Regions from separate parts of the Homo sapiens genome. Here regions 1 and 3 are each linked to region 2. The links are chromatin loops, found by intact Hi-C in ENCODE. Cell type or tissue: GM12878. All regions are shown on one strand. Links, peaks and the distances in the headings refer to the core of each region. The heading gives the core; the rest is flanking DNA. Region 1 has its middle 12 kb from the start of ZDHHC14. Region 2 overlaps ZDHHC14 (zDHHC palmitoyltransferase 14). Region 3 overlaps ZDHHC14 (zDHHC palmitoyltransferase 14).

The links. Hi-C counts contacts between places; a loop is a spot of excess contacts. Peaks named below come from ENCODE experiments on the same cell type or tissue, not always from the same donor. Only the 100,000 strongest peaks of a DNase experiment are listed, where the experiment ranks them.
Region 1: a loop joins it to region 2, with 2.3 times the contacts of the local background. A loop is called at or near these places in 2 of 110 quality-filtered maps.
Region 3: it touches region 2 in a loop (6-fold over the local background); 7 of 110 quality-filtered maps call a loop at or near these places.

The regions. Positions count from the first base shown.
Region 1 is chr6:157,364,521-157,374,838 of GRCh38, reverse strand. It overlaps the pseudogene HSD17B12P1 and the pseudogene LOC100420839. Among named protein-coding and RNA genes, the nearest start is that of ZDHHC14, 12 kb to the left of the region's middle. In GM12878, for the core only: no CTCF peak of the experiment used is centred there; a DNase peak (open chromatin) is centred at 4,998.
Region 2 is chr6:157,456,132-157,466,449 of GRCh38, reverse strand. The region is part of intron 1 of ZDHHC14 (zDHHC palmitoyltransferase 14); the gene reads right to left. Among named protein-coding and RNA genes, the nearest start is that of MIR3692, 68 kb to the left of the region's middle. RefSeq lists enhancers at 1-268, 1,103-1,603, 1,604-2,104, 4,739-4,798. In GM12878, for the core only: a CTCF peak has its summit at 4,652; DNase peaks (open chromatin) are centred at 4,658 and 5,309; H3K4me3 peaks cover 105 bases; H3K27ac peaks cover 1,003 bases.
Region 3 is chr6:157,593,650-157,603,967 of GRCh38, reverse strand. All of the region lies in intron 3 of ZDHHC14 (zDHHC palmitoyltransferase 14), which reads right to left. Among named protein-coding and RNA genes, the nearest start is that of MIR3692, 70 kb to the right of the region's middle. RefSeq lists enhancers at 9,772-10,271, 10,272-10,318. In GM12878, for the core only: a CTCF peak has its summit at 6,082 (motif pointing right); no DNase peak of the experiment used is centred there.

The DNA of each region.
Region 1 (10,318 bases), core at 1,363-9,362, 91 kb after region 2:
TTGTGTTGAAATATGTAAGGTGCTTAAAATATAATAATAAACTCAGCACTACAAGAAAATATTAGTTTGAAGCAGAAAAACTTTAATTCAAAACTTTTTTTTTTTTTTTTTTGAGACAGCGTCTGGCTCTGTCGCCCAGGCTGGAGTGCAATGGCTGGGATTACAGGCGCGCGCCACCATGCCCGGCTAATTTTGTATTTTTAGTAGAGACGGGGTTTCTCCATGTTAGTCGTGCTGGTCTCGAACTCCCAACCTCAGGTGATCTGCCCTCCTTGGCTTCCCAAAGTGCTGGGATTACAGGCGTGAGCCACCGTGCCTCGCCTCAAAACTTTCTTTCTTTTTTTTTTTTTTTTTGAGACGGAGTTTCGCTCTGTCGCCCAGGATGGAGTGCAGTGGCGGATTTTGGCTCACTGCAAGCTCCGCCTCCCGGATTCACCCCATTCTCCTGCCTCAGCCTCCCGAGTAGCTGGGACTACAGGCGACTGCCACCACGCCCAGCCAATTTTTTTTTTTTTGTGTATTTTTAATAGAGACGGGATTTCACTGTGTTAGCCAGAATGGTCTACATCTCCTGACCTCGTGATCTGCCTGCCTCGGCCTCCCAAAGTGCTGGGATTATAGGCATGAGCCACCGCGCCCGGCCTCAAAACTTTCTTATAGTTGTTCCCTGAGTGACTTTTTCTTGCTTTTGTGACACAAAAATATTACTTTTTAGTATGTTTATAAAAATAATACTTGTGCATTGAAAAAAATTATACTACACAAAAATATGCAGAATGTGGCTCACCCCTGTAATCCCAGCACTTTGGGAGGCCAAGGCAGGTGGATCACAAGGTCAGGACATCGAGACCATCCTGGCTAACACGGTGAAACCCCGTCTCTACAAAAAATAGAAAAAATTAGCCGGGCGTGGTGGCGGGCGCCTGTAGTCCCAGCTACTCGGGAGGCTGAGGCAGGAGAATGGCATGAACCTGGGAGGCTGAGCTTGCAGTGAGCCAAGATCACGCCACTGCACTCCAGCCTGGGCGACAGAGCGAGACTCCGTCTCAAAAATAAATAAATAAATAAAAACAAATACGAAGAATGTAAAAGTTCAAATTCCCATCACCTTGGAAAACAATGGTTAATGATTTGTTGACCATCTTTGTATAATTCATTTTATGCATACATACACACTTATATCCATATCATTTAACAAAAATGGAATCATATCATACATGCTACTTTCATCCTGTGTGCTTTAAAAAAAAATTGTAGTATTTTTCTCTTAATTTCCCATCCCCACCCTTCCCTCGGGTAATCAATGTTAATAACATGTTGTATAGCCTTCTCCAGACTCATAATTATAGGCAAACGTATACACACACATACATGCAGCCCATATTACAGTTTCTTCAGTTGTCTTAATAGTGTCCTATATGGTTAATTTTTCCCAATTCAGGATCCAGTCCATCACACTCAGTTGTTAAACCTTTTATATCTCCTTTCACATGGGACAGTCCTACCTCCTTTCTTTGAGCTTCTTGATCTTGACATTTTGGAAGAGTGGCGTCCTTTATTTTGTAGAATATCTCTCGATTGGGGTTTGTCTGATGTTTCTTCACAATCAAATTCAGGAGAGGGCGTAAACCAGGTTTCGGCTGTCCAACGCAGGCCGTGGTGGCCTCCCTGAGGCCAAGACACTACCTTGGGGCTGCACTGATAAAACTACAAGATACCTGCTCCAGCCTGGCCTGCTCTTCCTGGACCTCAGCTCCTCACTCAATGATGACAGCACTTTTGAAGAATCACACCTATGCTGTTTCCAGCTGCTGGTGCTGCTGAAGTCTAGAGAGTGTGCCGCCAGCCCAGGCCAAAATTGACGCAAAATACAGACATTTTTAAACTGAGAAACAAAATAAGATGCACTCCGTTTTAAGGAAGCAGAAATTATGAAGAGATACAAAGTCACCAAAACAATTTTGTTGATTAATTGTAAAATGTGCCACAGAACAGTAAATATGATGGTAAAACGAGAAGCTTCCTTGAGCAATGAGAAACAATTTTACTATCCTAAGATCAGGCCCAGCAGGGAAAACACCACAGGGTGAGCCTCTGAGTTCTGCAGGTCTGGCTCCAAAGGCCAGAGCTCAGCACTGATTTTCCTAACACCTACATCTGGACAGTCAGCAGTTATTTACTCTTCAAAGGACATGAGCAAAACAAAGAAATGCTTCTCTCTACTAACAATGTTGCTTAATCAGAAAGAATCTAAATTGGATTTCAAAAGTTTCTGGTCTTCTCTGTAAAGAATGGATTTTGAGAAATGTCTATTGCGATTTCTAAACTAAAGCTAGTCAAAAAAACAATTCGTTTCACGTTTATTTATTTTCCAAATACATGGAAACCAGATCCAAGCACAAACTTTACTGGGCATCCTTTGTGTGTGTGTTTTTAAGAGATATGGTCTCACTCTGTTGCTCATGCTGGAGTGCAGTGGCATTATCATAACTCACTGTAACCTCAAATTCCAGGGCTTGAGCGATCTCCAACCTCAGCCTCTCAAGTAGCTGGGACTACAGGTGCATTCCACCACATCCAGCTAATTACTATTATTTTTTGTAGAGATGGGGGTCTCACTATGTTGACCAGGCTGTTCTCAAACTCCTGGCCTCAAGTGATTTTTTCATCTTGGCATCCTTGTTGGCATTTCTGTGGAATAAAAACCTCATTGGAACGAACAACTGAAACCACCTACCTCAAATGTTGTTTGTGAGATTAAAAAAATATATATGAAACTGCCTTGTGAATAGTCAATTCATATGCAGGTGTTAAATGTATTATGATTTTCCTTTTTCTCACTTAGCAATTTTCACTATTTAATATTGTTTTCTTCCTAAAAGTAATTGAGATATCTATGAGAGTGTCTACTTACTCACAAGGATTTCTTCAGGGGGCCAATAGCCTGATTGCTACATTCAGGGGAAAAAATGTGTGTGTCTTTGTTTTCCTACGAACATCTGGATAACTTTACATTAATAAAATCTGAGGATTCTTTCAGTTTGTGTATAAAAATATTAAGATTATTCCTGATTATAGATAATTCAGTAAGATAAAGAGTGCAAATACATTTTCTAAAACTTCTCATTTTTATAACTTTCTGTTGTTTCTATAATATTTCACCTTAAGAGACATTTTAATTCTAATACAGACTCATTTCTGGGTTTAAAATTATTTCAAAACATAAGTAACATAGTAACTTATACTTTATCTTACATCTTTTCTGGGATGACACAGATATACTTTTTTTCCTAATAAGCTAGGACTTTTCTCCACCTTTTTATTTAGCTCATTTGGATGCCTTGGGGACAGAAATCAGGTTATGCATTTTTGATAGGAGGACCAATGCAGTAATGCTGTGTCTTTCTCAGTACCATATCAAAAGGCACACGATGCTGGTGGTCCCGATATTAATGATGTTCGTTTTGATCGTTAGGGTAAGGTGGTTCCACCAGGTTTTTCCAATATAAAGTTCCATTTTTCCATTGTAATTAACAGTTACAAAGATAGTGGCTGGGCGCGGTGGCTCATGCCTGTAATCCTAGCATTTTAGGAGGCTGAGGTGGGTGGGTCACTTGAGCTCAGGAGTTTGAGACCAACCAGCCTGGGCAACGTGGCAAAACCTCGTATCTACACAAAAAAATAGAAAAATTAGCCAGGCATGGTGGTGCGTGCCTGTAATCCCAGCTACTCAGGAGGCTTAGCAGGGAGGATGCTTGAGCCCAGGATGCAGAGGTTGCAGTAAGCTGTGATCATGCCACTGCACTCCAGCCTGGGTGACAGAGCAAAACACCATCTCAGAATAATAATAATAATTACAAAGGCAGAGATTGTGTAAATATTTTGTTCTTCATCAAACTTTCACCCAATAATTTCTAATTTTTTCCCTTCCTTCCTTCTTCCTTCCCTCCCTCTCCCCTCCCCCCCCCCCTTTTCTTCTCTCCTTCTCTCTTTCCTGGCATTTTATGGCAAGGAAGCATTTTCCCTTCTCCCCATTTATGTACCATTCATGCTATACAAACTGGTGTATTTATATCAGCATGGCCTTCCAGATACTTATTTTATTCAATGGGTTAAAATCTATTCTTACTGATAGTTATTTTGATGTTCAAATTATTCTAGAGGTGGCTAGAATTAGCTCCTTAAGCTAACCCCTATGTAATTTTTTTCTTTTCTTTTTTTTTTTTTTTTTTTGAGATGGAGGCTCACTCTATCGCCCAGGCTGGAGTGCAGTGGGGAGATCTTGGCTCACTGCAACCTCTGCCTCCCGGGTTCAAGCGATTCTTGTGCCTCAGCCTCCTGAGTAGCTGGGACTACAGGCACCTACCACTACGCCCAGCTAATTTTTCTATTTTTAGTAGAGACAGGGATTTACCATGGTAGCCAGATTGGTCTCAAACTCCTGACTTCAGGTGATCCACCCACCTAGGCCTCCCAAAGTGCTGGGATTACAGGTGTGAGCCATAGCGTCCGGCCGCCCCTATTGAATTTGACATTCATTGAATGGTTGCCTCTCTTCTATCTGATTTAGTCAAATGTTCCAGCCTCATCATGTACTTTGTCTTTCCAGCCCTGCAATCTGTCATTTCTCCAAGGGTCCCTAAGTTCCTTTCAGTGGAAAATATATATGTGTTTGTTCATCTCTGTTTCTATCTTTAAAAAAACATAGACACACATATGTATAGATGTTTACTTTCTTCAATGTTAAAACACCGTGTGTTCAAGCTGATAACCTATAATTCCAATTTAAAACTGCATCTATAGTCCATCCTTCCCACTTTTCACATCTGTAGCTTCTTCCTCCCATGATCCTCAATACATTTACTCATATCCTCAAGCCTAGAAGACAAAAAGGTTTCCGAATTACTAGTCCATGCCACCACAAAAAAGCAGACCAGCAAATAGCATTAAATACTTATTTTACAGTTCTTCCTTTTTTTGTGTTGAACAATGAAGAAAGTAAAATAGTAGACATCTGTTGTGGTTTCTATTGTTGTGGTTTCTATTGTTATGGTTTCTTTCTAATTTCGTCTTGAGGTCTCTCGAGAGTGATGCAGGGCAGGCAAGCCCCAAAGTGGAACATGGCCTGCTGGGTTCTTGGCTTTGCCCAGGAAAGAATTCAAGGACCTGCCAGAGGTAGAAGGAAACAGCTTTATTGAAGCAGCAGTGTTGCAGCTCCGCAATGGCTCCTGCAGAGCAGGGCCACCCCAAAGGCAGAGGGCAGCAGCTCTGGGCAGGTCTGCAATCATATTTATACCCACTTTTAATTACATGCAGATTAAAGGGTGGTCTATGCAGAAATTTCTAGGGAAGGAGCTGCAACTTTTGGGTCATTGCGTCATTGCCATAAAAAGGGGCAGTAATGCCCAGATGTTGCCATGACAACGGTAAAGTGACATGGCACACTGGCAGGCATGTCTGATTGAAAGCTGATTTTGCTCCCTCTTTTATGCATTTATTTATTTATGAGATAGAGTCTCGCTCTATCGCCCCCGGCTGGAGTGCAGTGGCACGATCTTGGCTCACTGCAATCTCCGCCTCCCGGGTTCAAGTGATTCTCCTGTCTCAGCCTCCAGAGTAGCTGGGATTACAGGCTCCCGCCACCATGCCAGGCTAATTTTTGTATTTTTATTAGAGACAGGGTTTCGCCATGTTGGCCAGGCTGGTCTCGAACTCCGGACCTCAGGTGATCCACTCGCCTCAGCCTCCCAAAGTACTGGGATTACAGGCGTGAGACAATGTGTCTGGCTGTCCCCTGCTTTTAGCTAGTCCTCAGTCGGGTTTGGTGTCTGAGCCCCACCTCTACAGCCAAGTCCCATCTCAAGAGTGCCCGTAGGGCAAGATAACCCCTCTCTAGGAGAACTCTAACTGAGGGAAAAGTTAGGTTCCTGTGTATCAGTCAGGTGAGATATGATGAGGAAATAAAACCAAGATGCATGAAACCAAAGAAATGTATTGCTCATAGGTCCCAGAGAGGTTAAGGGTGCCTGCAGGAGGCCAGTGGGGAGTCTGGAGGCTTTGAGGAGTTCATCCAGTGGGCGGGTCGGGGGTGGGGAGGGACTTCTGGGACTATGTCTTCATTAAGGTCCGTGGGCACTATCTCCTAGGTTTGTGGACTGGATAGTTTAATGAAAATACAGATTGGAGAACTTGCTTCCATGACTCTGGTATTGATGATTCAGTTTTACAGTGGTAGCAGCTGTGGGGTGTATGGGGTTTTGAGTTAGTGGGATGAAAAGCAAGTGGGCTATAGCAAAAACAACTAGGCGGGGCCGGGGGGTAGTTTTAACTAGGGCAAAGGTGATGGGCTATGACTTGGTTGTAAACAACTTACATTAGGCCTAAAAATGGATGCCAAGGCAGCAACTATATTAAACAAATTTATGATGACATCCTTACATATTCCCAGTCTTAGGGTGAAAGCATCAGATATTTTATCATTAAGTATAATGTTACCTTTCGGTACCTCTCTAGATGCCCTTTATCAGGTTGAAAAAATTTTCTTCTATTTCTTGTTTGCTGAGAGTTTTTATATGTTGGGGTGTTGAATTTTGTCATATGTTCTTCCTGCGCTTATTGACATAGTTTTCTCCTTTATTTTACTAATATGATAAATTACATTGCTTAATAATTGGATGCTAAAAAAAACCTTTAGGGCCAGGCGTGGTAGTTCACACCTGTAATCCCAGCACTTTGGGAGGGCGAGGCTGGTGGATCACCTGAATTCAGGTGTTCGAGACCAGCCTGGGCAACATGGCGAAACCCCGTCTCAACTAAAAATACAAAAATTAGCCAAGCGTGGTGGCGTGTGCCTGTAATCCCAGCTACTCAGGAGGCTAAGACAGGAGAATTGCTTGAACCCAGGAGGTGGAGGTTGCAGTGAGCAGAGATCATGCCACTGCACTCCAGCCTGGTGACAGAGAGAGACCCTCTCAAAAAGTAAATAAATAAACTTTTACATTTCTGAGAAAATCCTTATTTGATCAACATATATTGTCCTTTTCATATATTGCTGGATTTGAATTGCTAACATTGTATGAAAAAAATACATTTACGTTCATGAAGGTAACTGGTTAATGATATATTTTTTCTTTTCTTTTTATTGTCATGTCTTTGTCAGGTATTGGCTTCAGGATTCTCCTGCCTCATGACATGGGATGGAAATTGTTTCCTCATCTATGTTTTTGAAATGGTTTTTGTAAAATTGATATTTCTTTCTTAAGTGTTTGGTAAAGTTCACCAGTCAATTCATTTGCTTCTGGAATTCTATTTGAGAAGAAGTTGATGATAGAAAATTCAATTTATTTAAAAGATACAGAGCTATTCTTATTTTCTCTTTCATCTTGGGTCTGTTTTGGTAAGCTATGTTTTTCAAGGAATTTTTCTATTTAGTTTAAGTTGTTCATAGTCTTGTTATTATCTATTTAATGTCCGAATGATCAATTTTTCTCAGTCACTCTTGCTGAGGTTTATCCATTTCATTAATTTTTTTTTGAGAAAAACAACTTTTGCTTTGTTAGTTTAAGCTATTGTGTGTTTTCTATTTTATTTATACCTTTTATCTTTATAAGTACTTCCCGTCTATTTTCTTTGGGTTTAATTTGCTCATCTTATTCTAGATTCTTAAGATAAAAACTTAGATTAATTTTAAACTTTTTTGTTTTCAAATACAAGTATTTAAACCTATAAATTTTCCTCTAAGGACCACCTTACCTGCATCCCACACATTTTCATATGTTGTATCTTTATTATCAGAGTTTAAAGTATTTTCTAATTTTCTCCTTAGATTTCTTCTCATGATTTTTGCTTTTATCCATGGTTTATTTAGAAGTAAGTTGTTTAGATTCACGAAGGTAGTGAGCCCTAATGGAAAGCCATAGAGAGTGCTCTCCCCGCTGCCAGCTTCCTGTACTGGGTAGGCGCAGGCACTGCAGGCACCGTGGCCTACCTAGCTCTGCGCATCTGCTACTCGCTCTTCAGGGCCCTCTGGGTCTGGGGAGTGGGGAACGAGTCGGAGGTCCGCCCAGGGCTTGGGGAATGGGCACATCAGGTAGTACTGATGGAACTGGAAAATCGTATGCAGAAGAGTTAGCAAAACATGAAATGGCGGTTGTCCTTATCAGCAGATTACAGGATAAACTTGACCAGGTTTCCAGGGAAATAAAAGAAAACTTCAAAGTGGAGACAAGAACCATTGCTGTTGACTGCATCAGAAGATATTTATGATAAAATTAAAACAGGCTTGGCTGGTCTTGAAATCGGCGTCTTAGTGAACAACGTGGGAATGTCATATGAGTATCCCAAATACTTTTTGGACATTCCTGACTTGGACAATATGATCAAGAAAATGATAAATATTAATATTCTCTCTGTTTGTAAGATGACACAGTTGGTGCACCTGGCTTGATGGAAAGATCTAAAGGGGTGAATCTGAACCTCTCCGCTGGCAGAGGCATGTTCCCCGTCCCACTGTTGACGATCTGTTCTGCAACCAAGACTTTTGTTGATTTCTTCTCTCAGTGCCTCCATGGGGAGTATAGGAGCAAGGGCATCTTTGTGCAGAGTGTCCTGCCATACTTCGTAGCTATAAAACTGGCTAAAATCCGAAAGCCAACTTTGGATAAGCCCTCTTCGGGGACATTTTGAAGTCTGCAATTAAAACAGTAGGCCTGCAATCCCAAACCAATGGATACCTGATCTATGCTCTTATGGGCTTGATAATCTCAATCCTGCCGTCTTGGATTTATTTTAAAATAATCATGGCTATGAAAAGTCTACACGGGATCGCTATTTGAAAAAAACCAAGAAGAACTAACTATTGATAACTGCATTATAACTTGGCCAGGTGCACCAGCCTATGCATGCTTACTGCAAGGCATCCTACTGGTCTTGAAAATCTGAAGTTGTTGTTTGAATAGTTATTAACATGACTAAATGTTATCTTAATTAAGAGGAAAACAGAAGTTGCTTTTAGGGGTTTCTGACATATATTCTGGATACTACCAGAGGTAATTTTGGAGTTTAATATAAATGCTCATTTCAAATGAATATAGAACTAATATTGTCAAGAACAGCTAATAGGAAGGAATACTATTATAGCAAATCACAGAATGAAAGACCCAAACATAAAACTCAGCAGTTTTATCTGCTCCAAAATGCCATTGATCATTATTCCTGTATTTTCTCTGAAACTGATTAGAAAAAGTAATGTCCAGCTACTCTGTTGTTTTTGACACTTTGAAGAAATGAAGATTAATTGATTTGATTTGTTTATAAGCAAACACACTGTGATTTACAAAGATCTCTTTAAAGTTTTATAAAATTATGTTCCAGTTTGTACGTTTATATGGAATCGTTCTTTATCAAGGGTAGCTAATGACATAAAAATAACTGTGAAATATGGAGTTATTTCTGACACATGAAACCCACTCAACTGTGCTTTTTTGTAGTGCATATTTCTTCTCAGTTTAAATGTATGTAAATATCAAAGCTATATGGTATGATTTATAAAGATAAATGGGCCAAAGTGTACATTGAGACTGGCAGCCATCTATGGTACCACTGAAACCCTAACCCAGAAAAGTGGCCTGCTTGGACACCCAGACTTCTTTGTTTCTGCATTGGACCAATATTGCTCACACATGTGACACAGGCTAGTCCTATAGAAGTAATGACATCATAGAAGTGGCATTATAACTTTTAAATTGATATTCTCTTGGTAGGTACTAGTATAATTAGTTTTAATAAAACATGCTGTAACCATGGTGTACAACAAAAATACATTTCTTTGGTGATTGAAATTAAGGCCATATTTACACTGACTTAATATAAGACTGACTTTTATCCTGCTTCATAACTTGTATGGGGAACTCACCAAGAAAGAATTCAATATTGTGAAATATGCAACAAGAAGATTGGCCTTTACCAAATCTGTGGTGCCTAAGCTCTGAGTTTTAAGCATCAGTAGATTTGTATTAAAAAAAAATAATTGGGGCCTCAGTTTCTGGCTTTTAATTTTGCCGGCTAAGTACATAAAAACAAACAAAACAAATAACCACCTGCTATCAGCACATTATGTAAAAGAAAATGTATTTTAGCCCCTAAAATTAGGAAGAATATAATCTCAGAATAAAGGTTGTCATTTAAATGGAAAAAATATAGCTTTATGAAAAAAAAGAGTAAGTTATTTAATTTCTACATACAGCTATTCATTTCTAACTTAATTATTTTGTGGTCAGAAAATCTGTAAGATTTTAATCCTTTTGTTTATTATTTAGTT
Region 2 (10,318 bases), core at 1,622-9,621:
GTCAACAAATATTCCTGAGTGCCTCCTGTGTGCCAAGCACAGTCCTAAACCCTGGGAATCCACAATGGCCAGGGACGCAGGTATGGGCTGTGATCCTGTCAATGGGAGGGTGCTACTGTGGAGCAGATGGCCCTGTACAGCACGCACCGAGCTGTCCTTGCTGCATGGCACTTGGGGCCCTGCATTGCCATGGGAACCAGCATTGCTGGCAGCTGCACTTACCCAGGGAGAGGTAAGCCAGCATCACAGCAAGCCACAGGGGCCCTCTCCAGTCCTCCCTAGAGAAGCATGAGTGCGCTCAGAGAGGCAGCTGAGGATCAGGCCAAGGTAGAAGAAATTCTCAGGCTGTGGGGCCCGCCTGCGAGATGCCTATCTTCCCATATCTCTCTCTCTCTTTTTTTTTTCTTTGAGACAGAATCTCACTCTGTCGCCCAGGCTGGAGTGCAGCGGCACCATCTCGACTCACTGCAAGCTCCGCCTCCCGGGTTCAAGTGATTTTCGTGTCTCCGCCTCCCGAGTAGCTGGGATTACAGGCACCCGCCACCATGCCCGGCTAATTTTTGTATTTTTAGTAGGGACGGGGTTTCGCCGTGTGGGCCAGGCTGATCCTGAACTCCTGGACTCAGGTGATCCACCTGCCTCAGCCTCCCAAAGTGCTGAGATTACAGGCATAAGCTATCGCGCCCAGCCCCCACCTCTCTCTACCAAGTTCAGACCTCTGGAGAGTGACCAAGGCACAGAGGCCAACCTGCCCTCAGGGGTAGAATCTCCTGGTACGTGACATTTTAACGAGAGCCTCATGGCACTACACAGAAGACTGACCTTGAAGATTTCTTTTTTTTTTTTAGCATCTCTTGCTAAATAGAACGGCATTAACTATCCAGATGCCATGGTTCAATCCAGACTCCCTAGGAAAGAAGACTCTAAGTCATCCATTTTATTTCATTTCCCGTTTTGTGTGGTTCCTGGGGAGAATGCATTGTTATGGGGGTGGCCATTGTTTTAATGGGCTTGGGCATTTTTACCACACTCAGTAGGGACTTTCTGTCCCCCAAGGGATCTGATCTCAAGGAGACAATTCTCAGAAAAGCTCTCATAAATAACAGTGAGTCAGAACCACAAAATTAAGATGTTTTTAGTTTCAGAGTAGGCACCTAAATGTACTCTACTTGGTTTATGACAAGTTAAGTATAATCTGAAACTAACACAATCTAAAATGTAATGGCACAACAGGAGAACTGAACATGTTTGTGTTTTTCTAAAAAGAAAATTAAATCTTTTTTTTTCATTGGTTCAACCCAATAAACAACCATTAAAATGTAAAAAAAAAAAAAAAAAAAAAAAGGAGAAAGAGAAAAAAACACGCTGCTTTTTAGAATGTCACAGGGTAGGTTAGATGGCTGCAAATTCTTTGCTGCTCCCAGAACTTGCATGTGACAGAAGCACAAGCCTGGGTCTTTCAAGGCTGGCTCAGCTTTGGTCTTGGTTTCTTGGAACACTGGCCCTAGAGGCTGGTTACCCAAGACCACCCTGCTGCGACGAAGCCACAGCTGGCCCGCCCTGAGCTGCTCTGGTCACAGCTACGTACGAGAGAGATTTGTGAGGGAGGCAGCCAAGGGCGGACGGCCCTGGCAGCCAGGATCAGGCAGAAGCTGCATGAAATGGCCTAACCAGACAACGCCCAGCTGAACCAAGTCAACCCACAGAACCAGGAGATAGTAGAACAAAATTTGCTTCGGGTCACTAAGTTTTGGGGTGGCTTAAAGACAATAATAGATCATTAGAATAGGCAGGAAAAGAGAAAGTGATTAATTTTCATAGATTCATTTACAAGAGGGAAAAGCAGTTAATCTGGACCAATGATAGCTTCCCATACATTCACCCTAAAATCTACTTCATAATATACAGGTGTAATTTGAAGAGCACAAGTAACCATTAAATAAGTCAATAATATTTACTGAATACCTACTATGTACACAGCTAAGAAATAGAATATCTAATCAGGAATTATCTAATTTAATAAGTCCTGGTCTGAATGAATGAGGAAACTATGAACTATAACTCTTTTTAGTCAGAGGAGAAAAGGCAAATAAATGAATTATTTCAAAGTCCTAAGATGAAAGATACTATTCAGCATATATATTTAAGAACAAGGTTATCAAAGTATGTGTATTAAAATATACATGCAAACGGAATATTTCAGGTTGTAGTCTTCTCAAGAGCAGGAAGCAATTCCATCCAACCTCTAGAAACTTCAGAACTCTAAGGTTAAAGAAGGATTTTCAACATATACATGTAGTTGTCACGATTAAATACTTAAACATGGACTGAACTTCTATTACAGCTTATGTTTTTACCTTTGCTTACTACAACTTTTAAAAGTTTCATCATTAGTGTTAATTTATTTTATTTTATTTTATTTTTTGAGACAGAATCTTGCTCTGTCACCCAGGCTGGAGTGCCGTGATGCAATCTCAGCTCACTGCAACCTCCACCTCCTGGACTCAAGTGATTCTCATGCCTCAGCCTCCTGAGTAGCTGGGACTGCAGGCATGAGCCACAATGCCTGGCTAATTTTTGTATTTTTTGTAGAGATGGGGTTTCACCACATTGGCCAGGCTGGTCTCGAACTCCTGACCTCAGGTCATCCGCCTGCCTCAGCCACCCAAAGTGCTGGGATTACAGATGTGAACCACTGTGCCGGCTGGTGTTAATTTTCAGATCTGACTAATGAAAGGTAAAGCGGGGAGACATTGGGACGAAGTGCCAGCACCATCTGCTTAGCTTGAGAATTATTTTATATCTAAGAGTATATTATCCACAATAGCCATCTTAACCTGGCAAGACCTTCTTCAGGTGGGAATACTGGATGGAGCTGCTGTCTTACATTCCTTTCTGATGATTCTTCCTGTAGGCTCAGTCACTGTCAACCCCTCTGGTGAAGAGTTGGGGGTGATAGAGAGCACAGCACTGCTATGGATATACAAATGTATAGGGGCAGGGCTACACATTTTGGGGTGCTTTTAAGACCTCTGGAGGTCTTAAAATAATAATAATAGCTCATTAGAATAGGCAGGAAAAGAGAATGTGATTATTTTGCATAAATCTTCATTTATAGCAAGAGGGGAAAAAATAATGAATCTGGACTATTCAATTGTTTCTATTGAAAAACCAATTTCAATTGTTCTATGCCATGTTCCAAACACCGAAGAGACAACAGAAACAACAGGCTGTGACATTTCTATTTTCTTATGTTCTCAGGTCTTCATTTTCCAAACTAAGCATTTCCCATGGAAGGATCTCATTTCCAGCTGCCTCACGTGCATGTCTGAATAGCCAACAACTCGTGTAATAAACTTTCTATATAACATGCACCTACCTACTTGAACTCAGCCGACATAAGAATCTTTCTGGAAAAGAGACTGACTCCTAGCTACAATTATCTTTATGCACTTTTAGGAAATTTTATTGGTAATGAAACAGCAGTATTTTATTCTTGGTAATTCTGTGAGGGTCACAGTTAAACAATTAAACAGCATTAACCACCACTGTACTGTTCGACACAACATCCAGCCCCCTTAATGGGTAACTTCAGCTGAGTCTGCAGAGACAGCCATGAAAAAAGGCAGTGAAGGGCAGGAAGAGGCCCCCGCCAGGCCCTCCAGGGCTGGGGGGCACTGGGCTGGGCACTTCAAACAGAGAACCCTGGATTCTTTTCCCACTTTGTGAGGAGCCGATTTAAGGAGCAGACAGCTAAGGGAAGATTTATAAACACAATAATTTTTGTTTCTAAGAGTTATAATGCAAAGCAGGGATAGGCATTCTCCTCCAAAGAGGTTCTCAAAGAGATCCTCTGAAGCCAGAGAATACCACATTTCTTTGCCTAACCCAAAAGTCCTCGGAATCTTCATTTGTCAGCAGAAGCTCTGAAAACAAGGCACTGCACTACTTTTTTTGCCTAATGTGGTGGAAGACAGCCCCATGACAACAAAGAGAAAGAAAAATCGCTTTTCTTATAAGTCAGAACATAATGCAGGCTTATGGCTCGAGGTAACTTTGCTGTTGAAATCCTTGAAGGATCCACAAGGCACTCATCGCTCCAGTTAGTGTTCATCTTGTGGAAACCTACAGTGAATCTCACTAGAAAATATACTGGAAAAGAATAGAAAGGGTGAACAGGCATGTCCGTCAACTCTGAAACCCCAGAGCTAAGGAGACCACTTTGAACTGAAGGAGGCAGATTCAGGGTAAGTAAGAAAAAGAGCTAACTTTACACGATGGTGGAAAATTCATGACAACACAGAGGACACTGAAGAGGCTGAAACTATAAATAAGCTCAGAAACTATGTGAACTCACAGATCTATAGTGAGTTGTATTAAGGGAAATGAGGTTGTCTGATGCCCCCTGCAGAGCCCCCTCTGGTGCCACCGTCGCATGATAGACCAGGATCTGACCCAACAGGGGTTTAAAAAATTTTTTTACAAAGCATGAAGATGATCCTAAATTTGTGGCAGACCTTTAGTGTATGAGGATCTCAAGACCCAGAACCGCTGTGCCTCTAGTGGGGGCACGGTGCTCCGAGGCCAGTTTCCATGACTAATAAATCCTTCATTCTGCAAGCCGTGACTGTGGCAGTGCACCCAGCGGCTGGATGGGAAGTGCAGGAACTGGCGTCCCCCACAGGGTGGAGAGGGTATCACCACATTGCCACCTGCCCACCCTCTGCTGCCCAGCTCTGTTCTCCAACAGGCATCCTCTGCTTTTTATTTCCTATCTAGAAGGAGAATATGTCTGTCTATCAGGGTGGGGCGGAGGCTGCTAACTTCAAGACCCTAACCCAAGGTGTAGCTGCTGTTACAGAGATAACTAGGAACTCAGGGGCAGGACTAGGGAGGCTGCATTTCACTAATCCAAATGCCTTTGCCTCTGGGAATGACATGAGTGATGGGGCTGGGCCGTAACGGACTGTACACGTACAATGCGTTCAGGAAAGCAAAGTTCCAAAACCCACAGCAATCTGCCCTGCTTCCTTTGTCTTGCTCCAGCTGTATCCTGATGTCCTTTTAAAGCTATTTTTAGTAACAATATTTATTCAACCAAGAGGAACAAAAATTTACATCAAATGCATTCACAGAGGGGCACGAGACTTTGCCCACAGATGGCCTTTCAAAGGCATCTTTCCCCATGCCGACCCCTTCTCACCTTGTATCAGTGGTGGTTAGAAGCGTGAACTCCTGCCACAGTTTAGTCAAACTCAATGAGATACTGTTTACGGTGGTGGCCACCTGGGAATTTCCCAGGCCCCTGGAGGACGTGTGTTTTTCAGGTTCTAAAAACAAAAGTCCACAGCAATGACATCAGAGGCCCCGCTATGAATTGCATGTGCATTTTAACCAGGCCTTACTTTGCTGCTTGCTATGCCAATTGCTGTGGCTGCCAGTCAGGAAAAGGAAGCCTTCTCGAGCACATGCATGCTTTATGCATTGTCCTATACAGGAAAAAATAGATAAAGGGATGATCTGGGTGTCTCCTGTTGCCAACCCGTGCTAGCAGGGAGAAACACAACTGGGCCTAGGACCGTGTAAGAAGGCCCACATCGGCCTGCACCCCTGCATCTTCAGGGAAACCCTCCTCGCCTGCTGTCTCTAACCCATCCCCAGCCATAAGCAAACGGGGGATGTTTCCACACGGGGCCCAGTGTTAGTCACATTATTTCTGCCTCCATATAACTTAAGGGTACAACTAAGAACTGCAACTCTTGATTAAAATGACACACATTCCAGACTTCTGAGAAGCTTTCCTACAGAAGAATTCCTGCATGGCATATGGGAAATTGGATTTGAGGTCATCTAAATGATTCCTTTCCTACATGGAGAGTCTATTGTTTTATTACTCAGGCAGCGAGCTTCTTCAGAACTCCTTGTCATAGGAATTCAAGAATACCTATGTGGGTATCAACAGCACTCTTTGGAGAAGCAGACACAGAAAGATATGCACAACATAGGAATGACTCTTTTTTTTTTTTTTTTTTTTTTTTTTTTTTCCAGAGAGAGAGTGAGTCTGGCTCTGTTGCCCAGGCTGGAGTGCAGTGGTGTGATCATAGCTCACTGCAGTCTCAACTTCATGGGCTCAAGCAATCCTCCCACCTCAGCCTCCCAAGTAGCTGGGAGTACAGGTGCACACCGCCATGCTTGGCTAATTTTTTACATTTTGTTTTGTTTTGTTTTTTGTTTTTGTTTTTGTTTTAAGATGGAGTCTCACTCTGTTGCCCAGGCTGGAGTGCAGTGGCGCAATCTCGGCTCACTGCAACTTCTGCCTCCCGGGTTCAGGCGATTCTCCTGCCTCAGCCCCCCAAGTAGCTAGACCTGGCTATTTTTTTTTTTTTTTTTTTGTATTTTTAGTAGAGACAGGGTTTCACTATGTTGGCCAGGTTGGTCTCGAACTCCTGACCTCAAGTGATCCTCCTACCTCAGCCTCCCAAAGTGCTGGGATTACAGGCATGAGACACCACGCCCGGCCTAATTTTTCAATTTTTAGCAGGGACAGAGCTTTTGCTATGTTGCCCAGGCTGGTCTCAAACTCCTGGCCTCAAGTGATCCTCCTGTCTTGGCATCCTACAGTGCTGGGATTACAGGTGTGAGCCACCATGCCTGGCCAGATGACTTTTTAAAGGACATCACAGTTTGATGTTGACTGATCAACCCAGAGGAATGAAGTGGACACCTTGCTCATTAGCTGTCCCCCCATCTACCCCTGCACCCCACTTGGGGCGCACAGGCCACCCCACCACCTGCCAGGCTCACTGAGCTTACCCATTCTAGAGGCTCCCACCCTGAGGCTCTCTCTAGCTACCTCTGCTCCAAGCTCCCTGGAAACCCCAACTCTTCCCTTATCAGTTTACAGGCAGCATTCACCAGCGAGGGCCGCCCACACGTGTGCAAAGCTTGTTCACACTCCACTGTCACACAATACAAGGTGTCTTGTTCTTCTGTGACTCATACTGTCCCTCCAACAAAGTCTCCAAACTTCCAGCCACCACCACAGAAACAAGACGTTTGCCTCCCTCCTCACCCTATGGAAAACATTAACAGCTGGTGAAGAAGGGGATCTCTTATTTTGTTTCTAAGTCTTGCTGCCATCATCAAATGGTCACTTGGAGCTCTGTCATCTAGGCAGAACAGCAGGAGCTACACCTTCTACATTATGATGAACGTCAACAATTTGTTTTCCAGAATGTTCTTTCATCAACACTGCTGGAGAAATACCTTTATTCTGCATTTATCTACGATGTAATACAGATCAACACTACTCTGGTAAACAGTTAAGAACGGTGGTTCCTGGCCATTGCATGGATATATGTATAGAAACTATCTTGAGACCAGCCTGACCAACATGGAGAAACCCTGTCTCTACTAAAAATAAAAATACAAAATTACCCAGGCATGGTGGTGCATGCCTGTAATCTACTTGGGAGGCTGAGGCAGGAGAATAGCTTGAACCTGGGAGATGGAGTTTGCAGTGAGCCGAGATAATGCCACTGCACTCCAGCATGGGCAACAAGAGCGAAACTCCGTCTCAAAAAAAAAAAAAAAAAAAAAATCCACCCACATTTGCTAGTACCTGTATTTTACATCTTTTGGTTATTGAGGAAATACATAGTTATATCGTAAATTGAGTGATGCTTTTAATTGAGTTTATGTTTGATTAGTCACAACAGGATCTATATGCACTTGGAGAAGGCACTAGCACTCACATCTACACAAGATGCGCCACTCATTGTTTGCAGACCATGCCAGGTCCTTGATCCCTTGCAGGAGCCCCACAGCCCCCACCTGCCCCAGGCCAAGCCCCCGACACTGAGAACTCCTGTGGTCTATCCTCTTTTGCGATTTCTTTAAAACCAACATTTTAACTAGATAATCCCAAAAGAATTTTTTGAATTGACATTTTCAAGAGGGAAAAAAGCAAAATTATTTATTATTAATTTTTTCCTTTCATGCTACTCTTATATTCCTGTGATTATATCAAGCAATGTAACAGATACCAACAGAATAGATTTTCTACCATTTCATGTTGTCCGCCCATCCACAAACATTAAATAAAAACAGATACTAACGAACTGCAACACTCTCTGCTCTTGGGGACTATTAGGGTCTAATTAAAGCCCACAAGATCAATGCTACACCGAATGAAAAAAATCACCATGGGAACTATGAAGAGGAAAAAGATGTTTGTTAGCAATCACATAAAATTACCCCGAATAATCCTCCCTTCTTCTACCTACCCTGCTTCCGCAAAAACACTCCTCTAGGCATAAACATAAATAAATGTCAATAACCAGATTCTACACATACCGAGTGCAGAAAGAGGAGGCATATCCGCCTGAGAGTATGGGATGGAAAGTGGGGGGCAGGTAGTCTGCTATTTATTTATCTTTCCTGCAAAGCCAGTCTAAGCAGATATGCTCACGAGCCTTTTATGAGTTGGTTATCTTGGCATTGGTTTTTAATTTGTCCAAATTTGCTCCTCCTTGGCCCTGGGGCAGACACAACCCAGCCCCCCAGCTGTAAAACCTCAGCATGGCAGTTGAGGCTCAGTGGTCAGGGGACCGTCTCTCAATGCTGCATTTGGTTGAGGGCGCAAGTGGTAGAGGCCAGGCAGTGGCCAGTGGATGAGACCCACTCAGAAACAGTAAAACCAGGAACACAGAATCTATACAGGATCTACATGTCAGACCCCAAAGAGACCCCCGATGCCAAGGGCAATTTGGTCCCAGGCATAATTTTGGACATGAATATCACTGACTAATAGTTCACAGTAAAATCACATTTCCATCATTTCAGGATTATGAAAAAAGCAGTGGTATAATACTTAAATGATTGATAAATATTCCAGTGAATATTGTAACATCTTTACTTCATTTTTGTGTACTCCTACTTGCTGACAAAGGCAGAAAGTAAGAACAGTACAGGCTTTATTGTCCGTTTTAAAACATGATAGGATAGTTCTCCAGAATTCTTAGAGCAAATTTCCAGTTTCATACTCCAGTTCCAGGGAATGGCATTCCCAAATGATCACAAAACAGATTTTACAATACCAGCTAGCATTCCCACTCCTGGGCTCCATTTCTATTTGCTGTGGCCAAACAAATGAAGTTCCCAGAGCCCACGCTGGAAGCCCTGATAAACACCTCAACCACAGAATCTCAGTCTGTGGCCCACTCTGGCGCCAAAAAAGTGCCCATCCCAACTCGGTCTTTTTTTTTTTTTTTTTTTAGATGGAGTTTCACTCTTGTCACCCAGGCTGGAGTGCAATGGTGCAATCTCGGCTCACTGCAATCTCCACCTCCCGAGTTCAAGCGATTCTCCTGCCTCAGCCTCCCAAGTAGCTGGAACTATAGGCGCATGCACCACACCTGGCTAATATTTATTTATTTATTTATTTATTTATTATTGTATTTTTAGTAGAGACAGAGTTTCACCATGTTGGCCAGGCTGCTCTCGAACTCCTGACATCAGGTGATCCACCCGCCTTGGCCTTCCGAAGGGGCTGGGATTACAGGCATGAGCCACCACGCCCGGCCCACAACTCAGTCTTTGTACCAGCACATGTAATGCGATTACTAATGAAAACGTTACTTCTCAGTAATTTCAAAAAGAGGTGGACAGAAACAGAACGGTTCACTGAATTCTCCAAATAATTGTAAAATTCTTCTTCAATCTCCTCCTCCCTTGGTAAATTTCCAAACTTCTTTTTAAAAAAATGTAAAAACCTGACTGAAAGATCAGGCTGATAAGGCTCACTTCCTCTCTCTGCCCACACCTGCTCTCTGAAGCAGCTCGTACTGCCAGGGAGAAACATGGTGGTGCTTTGTCTTACTCAATTCTTGACAGTTTTAAGGGTGTTCTCGAATAAATAATGTCACGTCAGGTCCCTAACAGCGCTGAGTGCCGTTTTAGGTAGCTACTGTCCTTCCCACTTTGCAAAAACCCTGGCTCCATGGGGGAGGCAACATCCCACACTTATGACTAGGGAGAGCCTGGACTCTAGGCCAGGCCTTGATTCTCTACCCATTGCTTTGGCAGCCCCAGGATGAACGAGGAGAGGGCCAAGTGGATCACGAGCTGCCTGAGCAGCACCTGTTTTCAGGCCAATCAACCGAAAATGCTAAAATCGAAGGGCTAACAGGACACATCACTGGAACTGTCTTTGCTTTTGCTCAAACCCAAGCCCAGTACCTCTGTCAGAATCTAGGGCCACGCGCCGTGGCAGCCTCCTCGGGGAGGCAGAGGTCAGGAAGAGCTTCCCTCCCGCAGC
Region 3 (10,318 bases), core at 1,571-9,570, 140 kb before region 2:
ACCCATGAATACAGAGAGCCAAATGTATTCACTTCTCTCCCTCTTGAGGTGGCGTGCCCTTCCCTGTCCCACTGACATGTTGTGTGCCTTCCTTGGACAATGGAGTCTTCGCCACAGGCAGAGGTTGTAAGGGATACTGCATGTCTCAGCTCTAGGCCATGGCGGCCAGTAAGTACCACAGGTAGCTGCCCTCCCTTCAGCCTGGGTCCTGGAAAAACATTTGAGGAGACCTGAACCTGAACCAACGCCCGGGGCCGAGCCTTGCCTAATCCGCAGAGCTGCCCCAGATGTCCCACAGACACACGAGAAAAAGAAATGCTGCTTGTTAAGGGCCACAGAGGTTTTTGAGGGTGCTTGTAATACGGCATCATCAGACAACAGCTGCCTACTACCTGTCATCAGCTCACTTTATACTCGGATGCCAGATCAGTCCTCCTAGGGCTGAATTCCAGCCCTCTCAATCTCCTGTTCAAGCATCGTGCTCCAGCAGCTGAGTCAAGTCCCTCTTTCCTAGATGGGCATCCAAGGGCCTCTCAGTGTGGCTGCCAGCTAATTTCTTCAGCCTTTTCTCTCATTTCTCCCCTTTACGGGAATTGGTCTAAAATGACCATCCTGAGTGCTACGACCTTGTCAAGTACTTCTTTATGATGTTAGTTATCTTTTCATAACTACGTGGAAAACTCGTTAAGGGCAGGGAACGAACCTGTGTGAAATTTCTTTGCCCTCTACGTGCACATAGCAGCCACTCCATAAGTGCTTCTGGATTCATTGTAAACACTTGCTTCACAAAGCGTTCCACAGAGATGGCTGGATTCCTCACCTGACTCTCCATGTCCAGCCCTGGGCCCTGGCACTGCCATGAAGCACTGTGGACGTCCCAGCCTGCAGTAAGCCACGGCAACATCCACTTCAGACACCCAGGGGGACGATGGCCCCACGGTCTGGGGTGTGCAGGTACTTTCCAGAGAGCTCAGTGACTAGCAAAGGGTGCAGACATGACTGGTGGCTTGGACCCGAAAGCATGGATTAGATTGTTTGATTGATTTTTAAGTTTAGTTACAGGACCTGTTGCTTAAACCACAAAGAAACGACTAAACTCCAGACACTAAGACAAAACTGACAGGCTAGCACGAAGGGGCTGGTGCCCTCAGCAGCAGCAGAACCCAGCCTGGGTACGTAGCACTCCAGAAAGCTCAGAGGAAGCATCCTCATGGCGGGTGAAGAGTAAGCAGCTCCCTGCATGCTCAGGAGCCCGGCCTTCCTGACACTTTCACACACCCCGCCAGGCTGGATGCCCTGCCTGCCCTGAACATCCCTGAGCTTCTGTCCTACCGTTCAGTACCCCAGGTAGTCTATACACTGTAACTCCTATTTAGCCTTGGCAACTCAGCATAGGGACAAACTGGGGAATCTGCGCTCTCCCAGAACCTGCACACAGCTCCCGGTGGCACTGAATGCGTTTTTTTTTTTTTTTTTTTGAAACGGAGTCTTGCTCTGTTGCCCAGGCTGGAGTGCAGTGGTGCCATCTCGGCTCACTGCAACCTCTGCCTCCCAGGTTCAAGCGATTCTCCTGCCTCAGCCTTCCTAGTAGCTGGGATTACAGGTGCTAATTTTTGGATTTTTAGTAGAGACGGGGTTTCACCATGTTGGCCAGGCTGGTTTCGAACACCTGACCTCAAGTGACTGGCCCACCTTGACCTCCCAAAGTGCTGGGATTACAGGCGTAAGCCACCATGACCAGCCTGAATGCATTTTTTTTTTTTTTTGAGACAGAATCTCGCTCTGTCCCCAGGCTGGAGTGCAGTGGCACAATCTTGGCTCACTGCAACCTCGAGCCTCCCGGGTTCAAGCAATTCTCCTGCCTAAGCCTCCCTAGTAGCTGGGATTACAGGGGTGTGCTACCATGCCCAGCCAATTTTTGTATTTTTAGTAGAGACGCGGTTTCACCATATTGGCCAGGATGGTCTTGATCTCTTGACCTTGTGATCTGCCCGCCTCGGCCTCCCAAAGTGCTGGGATTACAGGCGTGAGCCACCGCGCCCAGCCCTGAATGCATTCTTTATCTCTGCCTTCCCCAGCCAGAATGAAGACGCTGCCTACCAAGAATGGTGCATTTTAATGGTCACTTTGGAGATGTGGAAAATACAAAAATGGGCAATGAAGAAATCACTTACACACATGCACATACACACAGAAAGCATGTGCATGGGCCCTGAAGTCACTTTCTGTAACTCATCTTTGGACTTCACAGGACCTCATAATATCAAATAGTGCATGTTTCCTTGCATCGTTCTAGGTTTGAAATGTTATTGTTTGTTGTTTGTATATTCTTCTAATTACATTTCACAGCTATTTTATCTTGCCCCCCGACTCATAATTCATTAAATTTAAATAAATTTGTGGAGAGTACATGTCTTGATTTTTATTACAATTCCTAACTGATACATAGTATGCTATTTTAATGTATTTATTAGGTAACTGATAAACCTACTAAACATAAAAAAACTAGTTCTAATGTTTGTTGGTACTGTTATTATTGCTCTTGTCAGCTACAAAATATGGTGATTTTGTTTCTTCTTTTTTGATAGTTATATATTTGTGTTTATTTTCCTACATTACCACATTAATTAGAAAAGATATTGTAAAATATTAGTAATGATACTAGACATCCTAATTTGTTCCTAATTTTAATGTAAATCATGGCAGTGTTTTGCTATAAAGAAAATGTTAGCTTTTTTCCTTTTTAACATAATGTTAAAGAAATATTCTTCTGTATTAGTTTTTAATCGTATAGCAATAGTTTTATATAGCAAATTACCAGAAATGACGGACTTTCAAACAACATGAACTCATTATCTCGCGATTTTTGTGGGTCAGGAGCCCCGTGCGCTGCGGCCAGGGCAGCCTCTCCATCTGCAGTCAGGGCCTCTCCCGAGCTCCATGCTGGAGGCGGGATTCACCGCCTTCCATCCTGCTCCGAAACGGCACCCAGGCCTCCTGCGCGGCATCTCTCCAGCTCTGCTCTTGAGGGCTCTTGGAATTACACTGGGCCCCTTGGATAATCCAGGATAAACTCTCTCAAGTCAGCTGATTAGTCACCTTTTATGACATCTACAAAGTCCCTTTTGCCAAGCAACGTGACATAACCATTGGAGCAACCCGGGGGGTGTGAGGGGAAGGGGCAGTCATGGGGGCCAGAATTCTGCCTACCACACCTTCCAATCTGGATACACTGAGTTCTATAGCTACAAATGAATGTCTTGGCCAGGTGCGGTGGCTCACGCCTGTAATCCCAACACTTTGGGATGTCAAGGTGGGCCAATCACTTGAGGTCAGTAGTTCAAGACCAGCCTGGCCAACATAATGAAACCCCATCTTTACTAAAAACACAAAAATTAGCCAGGCGTGGTGGTGCACACCTGTAATCCCAGCTACTCGGGAGGCTGAGGCAGGAGAATCACTTGAATCTGGGAGGCGGAGGTTGCAGTGAGCTGCACTCCAGCCTGGGTGACAGAGCAAGACTGTCACAAAAAATACAAAACAAATGTCGCATTTTATCAAATCCCTTTTTATTATCTATTATCATGATCACATATACCTTTTATCTTTTGACCTATTGATATACTAATAGTTTTATTAACATTAAAAAATCACATTCCTGGAATACATCCTTCCATGTCATGACTAATTCTTTATTATACTGGTAGATTAAGTTTGCTATGTCTTCACGTTGGCTTGTTGTAATGTTTATAAATAAGGGTGGGGGTTTTATTCTGCATGTTATTTTTGTAAGGTTTTGGTGTTAGGGTTATACTATTTTGGTGAAATGAACTGAAAAACCATTCAACCTTTCCGAAGCTCTCAGACACTACTCAGAACATAGGAAGTAAGCTGTCTGGGCCCAGCACCTTTCTCACATGGTTCTTCATAAAACTTTTCAGTTTTTCATGGCTAGTAATCAATTCCAGTTTTCTACTCACTCCTTGGCCCATTTTCCTATACAATCATGTTTCACTGAGATTTTTCAAATCAATTGGCATAGAGTTAACACAACGGCAAAATAATATATTTCTCAATAATTATAGAAAACCATCTCACCTATATTTGTTTCATTTGAATCTGTTACTTGCACTTTGTTAATTTCTTTGTCTTACCAGACGTTAATGCCTTGGTTGGTTGTTCTCCAAAGAATTAGATTTGGCAACCTATTGGTTGCTGTTTTCTAAGTCATTGTTTTCTTATGGTTTCCCTTAAGTTTATTTGCTGCTCTTTTTCTGCCTTCTGGAGATGGATGCTTTGTTCATTTATTTGCTTCTAAGTTCAGTTTATTTTTTGTACTAGACTTTTTAAAGTATTTTATTTCATTGGCCATCCACCATTAAAGTAAACTTCCTGTTTGGGGAGAACCCCAAAATAGGTGGGAGGCAGGGCCCCATCCTCCCATCCTCATTATAGATGCTGAGTGTGGGGCAGTCGCCACCTTCGCCTGGCTGTCTGCTTGGGCGTGGAAACAAAACAGGCCAAGGGCTCCCACCCAGGTGTCTGAATCCGGAGTTGTGGTCTTTGAAGACAGTCAGAGTTTCGTCGAGAGCTGCAGCAGAGGGAACTCAGTGGTGGTGCCGCAAACGTCCTACCTGTGGTACTTGCCTCCTGCAACATCCTGCTGCAGATGCAACTGGCCGTGCGGGGCTGCCCAGCCTCCTCCACTGTTCCTGGTTTCTGAGCCTCATTCTCCAGCCTCCTTGTTGATTCTACCGGCAACCCGACAGTCTTCTGGTTCATTCCTCTTCTGCTTAGATTAACTATTTCTCATGTTTAAAATGTAGAATTCTGAATGGCATGGTTTTCTTTTGCATTGTTCTTACTGCCATTTTCTAAATATTTTACAACTGCAGTTTTGAAGTTTCTGTCACCCAAGATTTATGAAAAGCCTCTTTAAAAAGCTTCTTTACAAAGATTTATAAAAGTTTTTTAAAGTTTTTTTTAAAAGCATTACAATTAGGTATGTTTGTACATTTCTATCTTTGTGATTCATTTCTAGTTTTATTGTTTCATCAGATGACATTTTCAGTGTGATATCTGCCTTTAGAACGCTGGAAAGTGTTTTGGGCTTAATATGATTAATTTTTGTAAATGTTCCATGAATGGTTGAACATGGTAAGTACACTTTGTAAAAACGAAGTTCAACATACATTTATTATACTTATACACTGGCATACTCTACTTACAGTTTGTTGACCTGAGCCATGAAAAACAGATGTATGCTATTATTTCTCACTAGCATTATGTAACAAATTACCTTTGCATTTTCTAACAACCTTTACTTTATATATTTTGATGCAATGTTATTTGGTGCATAAATGTTGGTAATTTAATTCTACTCTTAACCAATATAAAATTACTCTTTAACCTGTGTAATATGATAAATACAATACTGTCTGCCTTGAGTTCTCCTTGGTCTGCTCTTAATAATGATCCCTGGGGACTGGCTCATATTTTCACATACTTAGTTATTGTCACAGCACTTAACACATAGATGCTTATTCAATGTTGGTGAAATGAAGAGATAGCGGAAACCAGGAGAATCAGTAAAGTCCTGTTTGTTTTGGTTCCAACAAGGATACGAATCTCAGCTCCCTCCACTCCCCTCCAATGACCTGCTTTCCTATGAGAAACTAATAGCCCCCTCATCATACCCAAATAGTTACAAAGGCATTCCCAAGTGCTAATCCACACCAGAAGGCAGCTGCAGGGCCGAATCTCTGCCATGTCCAAACTCTTAATGTACAACTGTGAAGCAGTGGCTGGGTTCCTGAGGGCAGCGCACAGCAGAGTGTATGCAACACACAAGGTATCTGCAGTCTGAGTTCAGACTCACACACAGAGGAAGCAGTGAGAGCAACAAGGGGCAGACACTGTGGGACAGAAGGCAGAGTGTGCAGTAAGATGCAGTCAAGTGCCCGGGAGAGGAAGAGCACAGCCAAAAAGAGGCGAGGGAATGAGAAAGAGAGCCTGTAAGGATTTAAAAGAGGCAGGGGAAAGCCCTGCCAGAAATAAAAGCGACTGGACACTGAGTCCCTGCAGAGGGCGCCTGGAGGTTCTTTGTGGCACCCACACCAAAAATGACAGGACAGAAAACAAGGGACCAGGCCATGTCCTGGATGTGGGAGGAGGCTGGTCTGCTCGGTGCCCCCCAGGGGCTGGCATGGCCTGAGGGCTCCATGTACTACTTCCTTCGTCTTCACAGCCCTTCCAGATGTGGCATCTCAGGTGCAGAGACAGTCCCAGTGCCCACACAGGACAGCAGGGCTGGGACCCAGGCTGCAGCTGCCTCCAGAGGCCACCTCTGAACCTCTAGACTAAGCTGCCTGGGTCTGGCCAGAGTTAGGCAGACTCTTGTATAACCGGTTTGCAAAAATGCTGGCAGTGTTTCATCTTACTGTCTAGCAAACTTTCTTATTAGTTTGTCCACAGTATGTGATTAAAATCTAGTACATGTAAATCCCTTTTTATTACAGGTTTAGGCTGTACTAAAAATACGCATTCCAGCGAAAGCTGCTGGCAATTCCGACGCTGGACTAGGGCCCACCAAACGACAGACATCCCTCATAGGGCCTACCCCATCAGAAAAACGAGGGCAGCATGCACCTGGGGCTTTAAAACATACATAGTGAGCCCGAGAGGGTCTCACAGGCCCATGCTTTGCCTCTTCAGCTCCTTCAGTTTCTCTCGCTTTAATGATTTGAGGGATATGAGGATCCGAGAGAGAAGAGGTGGCTCCCTGGCCCCAGCTGTTGGTTGTTTAAAAATATTCCGTAACCTCAAAGCCCGCCTGGATAAATAAACAACCCGAAATGCTGCGTTCCACGTGTGCAGAAGGAACGCGATGGCAAGACTCACAGAGAACCAGAGAGACAGTCAAGGATTCAGAGAAAGAGACAGACGGAAACAGGCAGCAGGGACAAAGTCAGAGAGAGACAGAAAATACATTCACGTCGATCACGGCAGATCATCTAAATCCTTCCAGATTACAGAGAAACAAGGCGATTCCTACTACTTTGTGAAGACGCTTCTTGTTGTAATCAGTTACTTGGGAGCACCGATGGTGGCATTCCCATCACTGATGAGACCATCAATGGCCAGAGCCACGCGCTTACTGGCCCCTCAGTGTGCCGCAGGTCTGTCTGTGCTGGGTGCTGTGGTGGGCACTATCTCAGTTAATCTTCAAAAGAAACCGAGGGGGTAGCACTAGGATCACATCCATTTTACAGATGTGGTAACAGCTGGGAGCGTTCAGACAACTTGCCAGGTTCCAGTATTACTCAATGAGAGGACCAGGATTCAGCCCTGGCCTGTGTGTTCTCAGAGCCAGGTCCCCAACCACTGGGGCCTGCCAACTAACTCTATATTTGACCAGAGAAAGCTCTTTCTCAGTCCTCAACTAAAAAGGCCCCTATGACTTTCAAACTTATTTAACAAAGAAAACTGCTCTTCTGAACGGCCTGGGAAGCTGCATTTTTCCTCTCTCCTCTCCCATGCAAAGTGACATTTATTTACTGTGCTTGGGAAGGACCAGCTCAAACCTGCTCGTTACAAGGTAAGGGAAGCCACAAGTTCCCACCTCAGCTTTCAGCATACCACTGTGCTACTTCTCTTGCTGCAAAAAGAATTCTTTCAGTGAAAACTTTCCATCTAAAAATAAGATCATGGCCAACTCTGCAATTACACTTCTCAGTGGGAGACATTTGCCTTCCACTCTATTTTCCTGAATGCAGAATGTCCAAACTACTGTCCTGCTCATCAGTCAACCAAAGGCCCCAGTGTCCCATAATTAACCGGAAAACCGAAGCTATGCAGTTTTCAATCACTGGGTGGTGTTTTGAGGAGCCCTGTGGGCAGCTTTATTTTAGATCACTCATATGCTACTTCTTCACCTGTCCCCCACGGAGCTGGCCCTGAGCACCACTCAGAGGCCGCGGCTTGCGGTGTGCTCCTGGGTTCCAGTCTTCCTCCTCTAGATCCTGCCCCAAACTTCCCCACTTCCTCTCCTTTCCCTTTCTCTTTCCTGTTCTGGGTCTCCCATACATAGACCACCACCATGTTCGGTTGTGGATACTGGGTGGCCACCGTGACTTTGATTTACCAGAAAGGTGGAGGCCTGGCTCCTGGCCTATTATAGCCTGGTGGCTCCTAGGTTCACGGCTGGTAGAGTGCACAGGAGAGGATCATACTGGAAACACTCACACATGCAGAAGTACACCGTCACTGGGGAAAGGCACAGCTGTGATAAGGGGCTTTTACATCTCATTCATCAGGGTTCTTTAAGGGACACATACACCTGTGGGCAATGGGAGGGAACAAATGTGATTATATGAACTTTCAGAGCAGTGTCTGATAATAATCCAAAAGGAATTTTAAAATAGTAAGTCACAGTAGATTGAGAAGAAAATTTTGACTGTGATTAAAAATCTAGCCTAGGCCGGGAGCAGTGGCTCACATCTGTAATCCCAGCACTTCAGGAGGCCGAGGCAGGTGGATCACTTGAGGCCAGTTCAAGACCAGCCTGGCCAACATGGTGAAACCTCGTCTCTAAGAAAAATACAAAAAAATTAGCTGGGCAGGGTGACATACGCCTGTAGTCCAGCTACTCGGGAGGCTGGGGCAGGAGAATTGTTTGAATCCGGGAGGTGGAGGTTGCAATGAGCTGAGATCATGCCACTGCACTCCAGCCTGGACGACAGAGCAAGACTCCATCACAAAAAAAAAAAAAAAAAAAAAAAAAAAAAAAAAAAATCTAGCCTAGAGACAAGAAACAGAGGATAAATGAGTGGACAAATTGGGTGTGTTTAGAAATGAATAAAAAGTTTTATAAATGATAAAGAGAAGGAAGTGCCCAGTAAGACCTTTAGTTTTACAGATAACAACACCCTACCTACCAAAATATAGTCTAGAATAAGGCATTAGACCTCCAGGAGAAGGCATGCAGAATGACAGAAGAGTTTATGTGCACAAGTGTAAGACACACACTGTCCCATCACAGGCCTGGAGGTCAAAATTACAACCCAAGAAAGGGTGTTGAGAACTCCTACAGGTAGACGGTTCCCCCAGAGATATTTAAGATGCTGTGCTCCTTCAGCTTAAATTGTCCCCAAGATAGGTGTGGAATGGACACTGGGGCTGGTGTCACCAGGAAGGGTACTGGTAATCAAACAAAGGCTGATTTGTAGAGTCCCTTGTAGAAACCTTGTAGAAACCCTGGTGTGCCCCCACATGGAGAACTAGGTGTAGTTTTGGCCACTGCATCTACGGAAGGTCAAGACATTGTCCAGAGAAAGCCAATCAAAACTATCAAGAGAGGAGGAGTAACAAGAGCACTAGCAGCTAACAATCACAGAGCGTCTGCTACATGCCAGGCACTTTCCACCTGTTCATTCATTTATTCTCTCCACTATCCCATGCGGCAGGCAGTTATCAACCCCACCGCAGAGATGACGAAACTGAGGCACACAGCGTTTCAGTACCTTGCCTGTCACGCAGCTGGTATTTGAACCCAGGCCATGCAGTGCCAGATCCCATGCTCTTAACCATCAGCTACTTCCTACATGGGAGAAGCAGAACCCATTCCATACTGTTCTGTTGGGGAGGCAAGGCTGAAAGTAATTTATCTATGTTAAGAAAACCAAGACGAGGCCTGATAGAGAAAACATGAGCTTTGTGGCAAACTGTAGATTATTAAAGTTAGGGTAAAGTTAATTTAAGACAAACGGAAGACTGCTTTGCACAGCAGGACGTACATTATAAAATGTTATTTTTCTCAAGAAGAATTGAGACTACAAATTCTAAGACTCACGAAGAGTGCTGGCAATCAATGCTGTGTTACTAAGGGAAGCTAGGTTTGTTCTGAGGTGCACTCCTATCCTTTCAGTTACGAGGTAACAGGGTTTCCATTGCTTATTCTCCCAGGAATACCCCTGGTCACTTCCGCTAGAGGCAGGCCATGAGTCTTCCCCACTGGGGCAAAGCTTTTGTCCTCTCCTTGCTTCCCTTCCTGTCACTTGGGTGTTCTGCCATCTCCTTGCCAACCTCATCTCTAGGCAGCTCCAGCCACAGAGAGAAGAGGGTCTGTGGGTGTGGGGAGCAGCTCTCAGTCTGCAGTGACAACAGGCGCTTGCCAAATAATCCCAGGGGCTGGGCCCGGGTCACTTGCAGAAGGCCCATGCTGGGCCGGTGGTAGGGCCCAGCCTTACAGCTGCAGACCTCTGAGCTCTCAGTTCCCTCTGCCTGTTTCCCTAGCCTGTCCTGGCGGAAGTTGGGAGGC